3 separate regions of the Homo sapiens genome follow, and regions 2 and 3 are each linked to region 1. The links are chromatin contacts, found by Hi-C or POLR2A ChIA-PET in ENCODE. All regions are on one chromosome and are shown on one strand. Each heading gives the region's core, a stretch centred on a gene start or an enhancer-like site at or near the end of the contact. The rest is flanking DNA. Distances are from core to core; before and after follow the strand shown. Region 1 overlaps WDFY2 (WD repeat and FYVE domain containing 2). Region 2 overlaps TMEM272 (transmembrane protein 272). Region 3 overlaps INTS6 (integrator complex subunit 6).

Evidence for each region. Hi-C counts contacts between places; a loop is a spot of excess contacts on that map. ChIA-PET counts read pairs that join two places held with the same protein, here RNA polymerase II (POLR2A). Pooled maps may share reads with other maps.
Region 2: a loop to region 1 is called in a pooled map, with 2.4 times the contacts of the local background. The contact joins two enhancer-like sites. A Hi-C loop is called at or near these places in 5 of 50 pooled maps. POLR2A ChIA-PET finds 5 or more read pairs at or near these places in 5 of 52 experiments (B cell, GM10248, activated CD4-positive, alpha-beta T cell and 1 more).
Region 3: POLR2A ChIA-PET joins it to region 1 with 11 read pairs in CD8-positive, alpha-beta memory T cell. The contact joins two enhancer-like sites. POLR2A ChIA-PET finds 5 or more read pairs at or near these places in 3 of 52 experiments (CD8-positive, alpha-beta memory T cell, GM12878 and activated CD4-positive, alpha-beta T cell).

Annotation. Positions count from the first base shown.
Region 1 is chr13:51,613,038-51,616,059 of GRCh38, forward strand. The region is part of intron 1 of WDFY2 (WD repeat and FYVE domain containing 2); the gene reads left to right. Among named protein-coding and RNA genes, the nearest start is that of WDFY2, 30 kb to the left of the region's middle. RefSeq lists enhancers at 1,349-1,408, 1,439-1,528. Within about 2 kb of position 1,619, at least 16 of the 41 ENCODE cell types and tissues checked have a DNase peak (open chromatin) inside an H3K27ac peak, as active enhancers do.
Region 2 is chr13:51,825,292-51,828,367 of GRCh38, forward strand. It overlaps TMEM272 (transmembrane protein 272), which reads right to left. Exons shown (of 5, transcript NM_001351003.2): 3 at 1,275-1,334. Among named protein-coding and RNA genes, the nearest start is that of TMEM272, 18 kb to the right of the region's middle. Within about 2 kb of position 1,387, at least 14 of the 41 ENCODE cell types and tissues checked have a DNase peak (open chromatin) inside an H3K27ac peak, as active enhancers do.
Region 3 is chr13:51,395,905-51,398,752 of GRCh38, forward strand. All of the region lies in intron 4 of INTS6 (integrator complex subunit 6), which reads right to left. Among named protein-coding and RNA genes, the nearest start is that of MIR5693, 49 kb to the left of the region's middle. Within about 2 kb of position 1,492, at least 9 of the 41 ENCODE cell types and tissues checked have a DNase peak (open chromatin) inside an H3K27ac peak, as active enhancers do.

The sequences.
Region 1 (3,022 bases), core at 369-2,868:
ATGAAGAAGCTGCAGCCATGTGCGGTGGTGCATGCCTGTAGTCCCAGCTACCCGGAAGGCTGAGGTGGGAGGATCACTTAAGCCCAGGAGTTTGAGGCTGTAGTGTGTGATCATCATGCCTGTGCATAGCCACTGCACTCCAGCCTGGGTGACATAATGAGACCCTGTCTCTAAAAAATAAAAAAAAAGAAGCTGCAAAGATGACAAAGCTCCAGTCTCCTGGAGCTTACAGCATATGCCCCCCATCTCCCCTTCTTTCCCAAGCTGAAATGACTGCCATCCTGGAGAGGACCTCTGTCGAGGGCTCAATCTGCTCCTCTTGCGGGGCTTTTGCTCATTCTTCGGTTCTGAGAGGCTGGCTAGCTAAAGTGAGGACTAAAACAGGACTACATTTTGAGATTGTTCTTTCCAGTAGTAGAGTGGTTAAATAGTTCCATCAGCTTGTGCATTTCCTTCCTTATCTAGTGAAATACTTTGAAGAACATGATTTTGGACAGTGGTGGGTCTTTCCCTGGGCACATTCTGTAATATTTTCTTAATTCTTCATTTCAAGCTACAAGTGAGCCCAAATTCTTGGGAATGGATTAATGACAAAAATACATACTCAGTCTTGTATAATTGTTAAGAATTCCTTCTTAGCTGTGATTTTTTTTTTCGTGGAAAAGTCTTAGATGCCTAAATTTTATGTCACAGCTAAAACAAGCCATGTGGTGTGCTGATAAGGGTAATTTAACACCAAGTTAGCACAGGTGACACCATATGTTGCTGATTACTGACTTCTCCTTAAGGGTGTTCTTGAATTTTGTACTTGAAGTGTTTAATGATTTGATTTCTCCTTTTAAAATTAAGTATGTCTGTGAATAAGGCCAGGCGTCCCATGTAATCATGCCTGTAATCCCAGCACTTTGGGAGGCTGAGGCGAGTGGATCATGAGGTCAGGAGTTTGAGACCAGCCTGGCTAACATAGTGAAACCCCGTTTCTACTAAAAATACAAAAAATTAGCTGGGCCTGGTGGTGGGCGCCTGTAATCCCAACTACTTGGGAGGCTGAGGCAGGAGAATCGCTTGAACCTGGGAGGCAGAGGTTGCAGTGAGCCAAGATCGTGCCACTGCACCCCAGCCTGGGCGACAGTGCGAGACTCGGTCTCCAAAAAAAAAAAAAAAAAAAAAAAAGTGTATCTGTGAATAGAGAACTTGCCTTTCAAACCAGCATAGCTGTTCTTCAAGGGATTATCTCAAGCTATGAAAATGAAAGGGTTGTTTTAAAATTTATATGAAGATGTTGAGTGAACCCTGATATATAGTTTAGATTCTAGATTTTGCTGCAACGAACAGAAAACCTGACTCATTCACAATGTCTTAAACAAGTAAACGGTTATTTTCCTTTTATACCAAGAAGTCCAGAGGTGGGCATTCTAGGGTTGGTCAGTGGCTCAGAGATGCTATCAGAGACCCATGGTGCTGCTGCCTTTCCATTCAGCCATCCTTAGTGATCTTGTCCCTTTGAAGCCTCACGATGGCTGCTCTCCAGTCAGCATTGCATCTGCTTTCCAGGCAGGAAGGAGGAGAAGGGCAGATGGCAAAAGGCACGTACCAGCTGTGCCTGTTCTCTTTCAAAGAGCTTCCTGGAAGCTCAGTTCAGTGACTTCCGCTTACATGTCATTAACCAAAACTGTGTCACATTGCCACCCGTAGCTGGAGACAAGGCTGGGAAATGTAGTTTTGGCCGGGCACGTTGTCACCCTGAACACAATTGGAATTCTGTTGGAAAATATTTTAAAAAGAATTATGTGTCTGTTGTCTCTAAACTAATGGGACTCAGGAGGAATGAAATAAATGAACATTTATTGAAAATCTACACTGGGTGTTTTGCTGGGTTCTTTGAGTGCCTTAGCACTCTGAGAGATCATATACACATTGATGTAAAAGAATAAAGTAAGCTCAGAGTGCACATAAAGAGGTAAAAACACGGGGTTAATTGTATCCTTTGTGGGTGTGTTCTCTCAATTGATTTATTAAGCTTGGAATTAGTTTAAAAACTATCTTGAAACCCAGAAATTATAATGGGAAATTGTGACTAATTTAACCATATTCATATGTTGAAAGCCAGCATTCATAAATGAAGAGTTAGAGAGGATATTTGCAACACAAGTTGAAAAGTCTTAGTATTCATAATAGATTAAAAGCCTCAAATAATATAAAAAAGCTAACCCTATTAAAAAATAAAAAATATGGACAGGTAGATATTTCTCCAAAGACAACATACAGATAGTAAAAAATAAAGTTGGAAACAAATAATTAAATCAGTGCAAATTAAAAAAAAAACACTGAAACATCATTTTTTGATTCCCAGATTGGTAAATATTTTTTAAAATAGATAATAAGGATCTAAGGAGAAAAGGCACTTTTCATATATTTTGATAGTACTGTTGATACCATCACTTTGAAGAACAGTTTGGCAGTACCTGTCGATGTGAAATATACACACCCTTTGATTGTTTAACAAAGGCCGTTTAAACAGGCCCACTTATTGGGACAAATTTTACTTCTTGGGATAAATCATGCATTGCAATTAAATAAAAATGTGGAATAAGCTGAAATGTCCATCAGTAGGGACATGGTTAAATAAATTATGTTATGACCATACAATACAATTATTAACTAGAAAGCTGTTAAGTAACGACTTTGCAAAGTAATATGTATACTCTTTTTGTGACACCATGTCTCTTTCTTTTAAAAAAAATCTATGTATGCATATAAAGGAATCAAGGTAAGAGATTTGGTTATTTTTTACTTTTTATACTTAGGGGTTTGAATTTTTTGCTAGGTGAATTATTCTGTGTGTGTGTTTTGCAAGGATGGATTTCTATTTTTTAACCAGTAATGACTTTTTAAAAAGCAGAATATTCGAAAATAAAAGAACAGGCCACATGTGGTGGTTTTTGCCTGTAATCCCAGCTCTTTGGGAGGCCCAGGCAGGAGGATCACTTGAGCCCAGAAGTTCGGGACCAGCCTAATCAAC
Region 2 (3,076 bases), core at 137-2,636, 210 kb after region 1:
CTTACAGATCTAAGGATACTGTTTTTGTTTCCATTTTTAGTATTGTGGCTTTAGCAGGGGTGGCAGGGTGAAACTTACATAACAAAAGAAACCATTCTAAAGTGAATAATTCAGTGGCATTTAGTGGATTCACAGTGTTGTGCAACTACCACCTCCATCTAGTTCGAAAACATTTTCATCACCTCAAAAGGAAGGCTCCTACCCATTAAGCAATTAGGGTACTGGGTGTTTCGTTGTTGCTGTTTTGCAACAACTCCTATGCTCTTTTACTTTCTGCTCCAATATGCTGTGAGCTTGGACCTAGAACACTGGGCCTGCTGAGCTGCTTCTTTTTTGTTTTTGTGTTTTTTTTTTTTTTTGGAGACAGGGTCTCAGTCCTGTTGCCCAGGCTGGAGGTATAGTGGCACGATCATCCCACCTCAGTCCCCCGAGTAGCTGGGACTACAGGCACACGCAACCACACCCAGCTAATTTTTAAGTCAAGACTTGCATTTTTTGGTAGAGACAAGGTCTCACTATGTTGCCCAGGCTAGTCTCAAACTCCTGGGCTCAAGCAATCGGCCCGCCTCAGCCCCACTAACTGCTGGGATTACAGGCGTGAGCCACCATGCCCAGCCATGCTGGGCTTCTAGGTAAATAGGGGTAGCTAGGTCCTGTACACAGGGCTCCCATTAGCAATGTTCAGGAGCATGAGATTAATTTCACTGACACGTGATAACAATTTTTAGCTACTTAAGGAGCTTCCCCCATCCTGCCCCTCCCCTGACCTTCGCTAGACCTCACACTTCTGGATTATGAGGTTGTTTAATATACGTGATTTATGGAAATATTTACTCATTCATTCAGCAAAAAAAAAAAAAAAAAAATGTATAGAGTGCCCATACATCACCTAACGCCAGGTGCATTTTTTGTATTGCTTGCAACCTGCTTCCACAAGGGAACATAGGAACTGGGAAGGGACTTTGGGAAACCTCTAGCCCAGTCACTTCCAAACTTGGGCTGGAGGGATCAGAATCATCTGGGGACAGATTTCTAAAAGAGAGTGTCTGTCCCCACCCAGATATACTGCACTGATATCTCCCAGGGCGGGGCCCAGGAATGTGTATTTTTTAAATCTTCACCAAGTCATTCTGAGATGGCACATAGGTGTCTGGGAATCATCGGGCTGGCCAGTTCTTCTTAAACACATATTTAATGTTTAAAGATTACATGCCTTGGGTCCATGCCCCAACCTGGCTGACCTGTGGCGTCCAGCAGCTCGGAAGGCAGCTTACCTATGAAGGTCATGGACAGCGGCAGAGCCAGGAAAGCACAGAGCACAACAACGAAGCAGGCTGCAAGGAGAAGAAGGGGCAGGCACTGGGTTAGAAACACACAGACCCCTGCATTTCCTCTTCACTGCAGTTTCTTAAGCATCCTGTGAAACCTGACTTTCTCTCCAGTGGCAAGTCAGCAGACAGGAGGAGAAGGTCGCAGCTCGCCTGGGGCTCCCACACAGTGGATGCAAGCCAAGACTTGCACTTCTCAGAGAGCTGAACATCTCTCGTGATCACTTTGCCGATGCCAAGGCCCAGATATCCTGCAGGACCTCTCCAAGTCTGACAGCTTATGGAAAAGGAGTTTATAAACTGCCACTGTGCCCGTGCCAGGATGCCAGAAGCTGCCGGCATCCACTGAGCCAGGCAGGATTCACCCTGTGCTTCCTGGGTGCCTGTACTCAGGGCAGATGGTTCTTCTCTTCCCTGGATAAAATTCACTGACAACTCACTTTATCACTGAAAGTATTTGCTTCACAAAATCTTCTTCCCTTTCCATTCACTTGGTTATATATTCCACAGCCCATGACATTAGATGGGCTCCTAAAACTTCTTGCTGACACACAGTATAATAGAGCTTTGAACTGGCTTGGGGTTTTTCTTTCTGTTAATGCCACCAATCCAACTTTTAGACATTGGGAAAGAACAGAGGAATGGGGGCTACACAGGCTTGGGTCCAAATCCTGGCCCTGTCACTCACTGGCCATGTGGCTTTGGGCAAATTCGTTGACATCCGGAAGCCGTTTTCCTCTTCTGTAAAAGGTGGTGACAGATGTATGCACAAGGACCTCAGGGTATGGCAACTTTTGTGATTAGGCAATTACTTCCCTGCTTTGCTTCTTGGTTTCCTCATCTGTTCTCCAGATCGGCAGATATATCTGCAGATATAGGTTTTGCTTGGCCAGCATTTTTTTTTGAAAGTGTGAATTTGAATGCCTCTTGGGTAGGCCTGCCCCCCAGTTCCCACTGTCAGAGTCTTGACAGCATCACACATCTGTGCTTTCTGCTGAGTCCTGTTGTCATGCTGAGAGCAGAGGATCTCTGAGTGAACCTCATGGTAGCTTCTGTAGCATCTACTCCTTCCTCTCTAGGTCATCACCTTAATTATTTTCGGGTACCCCCACCTCCCTACCTCCCCATTCTGCTGTGCCGTTTATGTGCTCTGGCAGAAGCTGATCCCACCCTGGCCATAGAAAAGGGCATGAAGTTTCACCCTCAATTAACCAGCAGAGCCCCACTTACCAGATACGTTATTAGTGGATGGGCTCATGACTTATATTGGGAGATTTACTGAGAGTCAGGAAAAAGCTTTCTCGCTCTGCTGACAGAACTTCCAGAAACAAGGTTTCTCCCTCCCTGGCCACTGGTGAGGAATTGAATTACTCTGGGGGTGGCTGGCAGCCTTCTTGCCATCATGAGGGGAAGCCAGCCTGCGAATGAGAACAACGCCCTGAGAGGCAAGAGAAGAGGTAAAAAGAAACTGGGTCCTCAGAGACATTCATCACCCATGGAATCACACCACCCTTGATGCTAAACTACTTCTGGACTTGCCATTTATAGGAGCCAATAAATCCCCTTTATTACTTTAGCCAGCTTGAGTTGGGCTTTCTGTATTTATACAGAGCCCACTGTACCTGGCTTAATCTGCAAGGTCCTTTGTGGTTTTGAATTGTCAAAGATCTAGGATTTATCTGGGAATCTGTCTTCTCTAGAGAAGAGCTCTAAGGCTGCAAGTGCCTCTGGCTGGGAGCCTCACGTGC
Region 3 (2,848 bases), core at 242-2,741, 220 kb before region 1:
CTCCTGCCTCAGCCTCCCGAGTAGCTGGGATTACAGGTACGCAACACCACGCCCAGCTAATTTTTGTATTTTTAGTAGAGACAGAGTTTTGCCATGTTGACCAGGATGGTCTCAAACTCCCGATCTCAGGTGACCCACACGCCTCGGCCTCTCAAAGTGCTGGATTACAGGTGTGAGCCACCATGCCCGGTCTTATTATTTTCTAAATGTAAAAAAAAATAGACCTCAAAAAAATGATTTGGCCTCCTGTGTCCAGAGTCAGTACTTTTTTATTACACCACAGCAATCTCAAACATCTTTACAGCTCTTAATATTTTAAAATATGCTTCATTTTATATAAGATAAACAATCTCAAAGCATTTGTAGAAGAGTAAATTTTTGTCACTCTAATTACATTTTAAATGTAGTGATTCTTACCACATCTGAGTAAATGTAGAGAGGTTTGGGGGTTTTTGTATGTGTTGCATGTTTTATTAATAATAGATGTTTCTTCCCTTACACCTGCTAAGTTAGAATCTTTTCTGAGATTCTTAAGCATCTTAAAAAGTTTTAAATGACTATAATGGGCCCTTCTATACCAACAGAGTAACAGTGTACAAACAGAATCCACATATTCATCTCAGTATCACTCAATGAGGATGACCAGACACTATGTTTCTCATGACATGATGCAATACCACAACATCAACTATAAAGGATTCTTACCAAAAAAAAGAGGAAGAAAGAAAAGATTCGACCTGAATTGAATCAAGCCTTCGGTTCTAACTACCAGTTTGCAGGGAATAGTGGGGATATAGGATCAAGTTAAACACCAGCACAAGAGAGCAATCAGTCAAATCCAGAATGTGGAACATTATACAGGACAAATGACCTGGTTTCTCCAATAAATCAGTGGCATAAAAAAGCAAAGGGAAGGGAATCTGAAGAGTTAAAACTGTTATAAAAGAGGCAAAAGCGAAGATTTTTGAGACAATCAGGAAATTTCAAGATTATATTACTGGAATTGTTAATACTCTTTTAAGTGTGATAATGGTATTTAAGTATATGGTGCTTAGGAAAACCAAAATCCTTACCACTTACAAATTTTTTAAAAATAAAATCAAGACTCAGTTTAGGGCTTTTTTCTACAAATACTGGAGTATATTTTTATACAAAACATGCTTTAAAATGATCACTTCTAAATTAATTGTCATTTTTTATACTAATTTCTTCACAAAGCAAGACCTAATTGTATTGTGTACAGCCTTTCTAAATCTCACACAGAGAAGACTTCCAAACTTGATGGGGGTTGAAGTCATTCTACACTAAAATAGACTCAAGTTTCTTCATTGACTTACATCAAACCATTAAAAAAAGAAATCCAATTCTATTCTAGGAAGAGTTTTCCTAGTGAAGCTATGTTATACTGGCACCTCTCTTCAAAAGATTCATGCCATGAGAATATGCTGCAAGACTCCTTCATCAAGATCAGCCAAGATTTTGTGACTCTGGACAGAAGTCATGAGTTCTTTCTCTGGCACGTAAGGCAGAAGGCAGAAGCAACAGAGAAGGAATGCTGAAGAAATCTGGGCCAGCATATTCTCGAGGAAGGTTTCCCAGCCTCACAGGCTCTGTGACAATTGTAAACAGCTCAGGAGCTCCAGGCCCTTGCTGCTATTACCACACCCTGACAGAAGATAAATAAGCAAGCACTACTTACATCATCTCCTTTTACCCTTTAAACCACCTTTAAAGTATTTGGGAAACACAGCTACCAAGTACTTGGTCATTTTCTCTCTAATATCACAAAAATGTCAAAGCACCAGTGGTACTGCGTGAAGTTTCAACTGTTAATGCAGTTGCTTTGCAGAATAATGGATAGATACATGGAACTGTCTTGAGAATGTGGGGGAAAACAGGCACTGCGCGGACCACACACACACACACACATGCACACACACAAACTAATCATGTAATGATGAGCATCTGCAACGCAGACAATATAAAATGAAATAAATGGCCTTTGGCTGTACAATGCTGAATCTAGAATGAATTTCAAATGTAAAAAAAAAACCCCAGCAAGGTTCACAAGCATATTCTAAGCATTTTACACATAGCTATATCAATTTTATAAACTTTAGGCAAATTTTTATTTATTTTTCTATTGCTTCTCATTTCTCCCTCTGCAAATCACCACCAACCTCCCAAAACCAAAAAAGGGGAAAATCCGCTATAGTTTAAATGAATTAGTAAAATAAGGAGTAATGGCAGGCAAATAGAAACAGGAAAAAGATTAAAATCTGAAGGAAAAATCTCAGGAGGATTGACTTACTCCAGGTTTAAAGTTTACAGGTGAAATTCCAGTAATGTCTTAAAAATCAAAGGGGGTGGGGAGGTCTTCCTGAATATATGGACTTTGAGAATCAAGGAAAATTGCACATAAATGAAGAAAAATATAAAGTTAGTCACTAGAAAAATATGCAATAAAAATAGACAATTCCCAAAAGCAAAAAATGGGCAATAGATAAGGATACCTAAAAGGAAATCCATATGACCTATAAACATGTAGGAAGATGATGAAATACACTAGTTAACAGATAACACAAATTAAAATATTGATATCATTTCACAATAAGATTAGCAAAAATTTTTTAAATTTGACAATACCAAGTGATGACAAGAATATAAAGCAATAGGAACTCTCCAATACTTCTGGTGAGCCTATAATTATACTACCATTTGGAGAACAATTGGATAGTATCTGATAAAGCTAAACATGAGCATACCCTAAAACTCAACAATGCCAACTCCTAGAAGAACTCTCATATTATTTGTATAAGATGTTTAAAAAAAAAAAAAAAAGCAATTG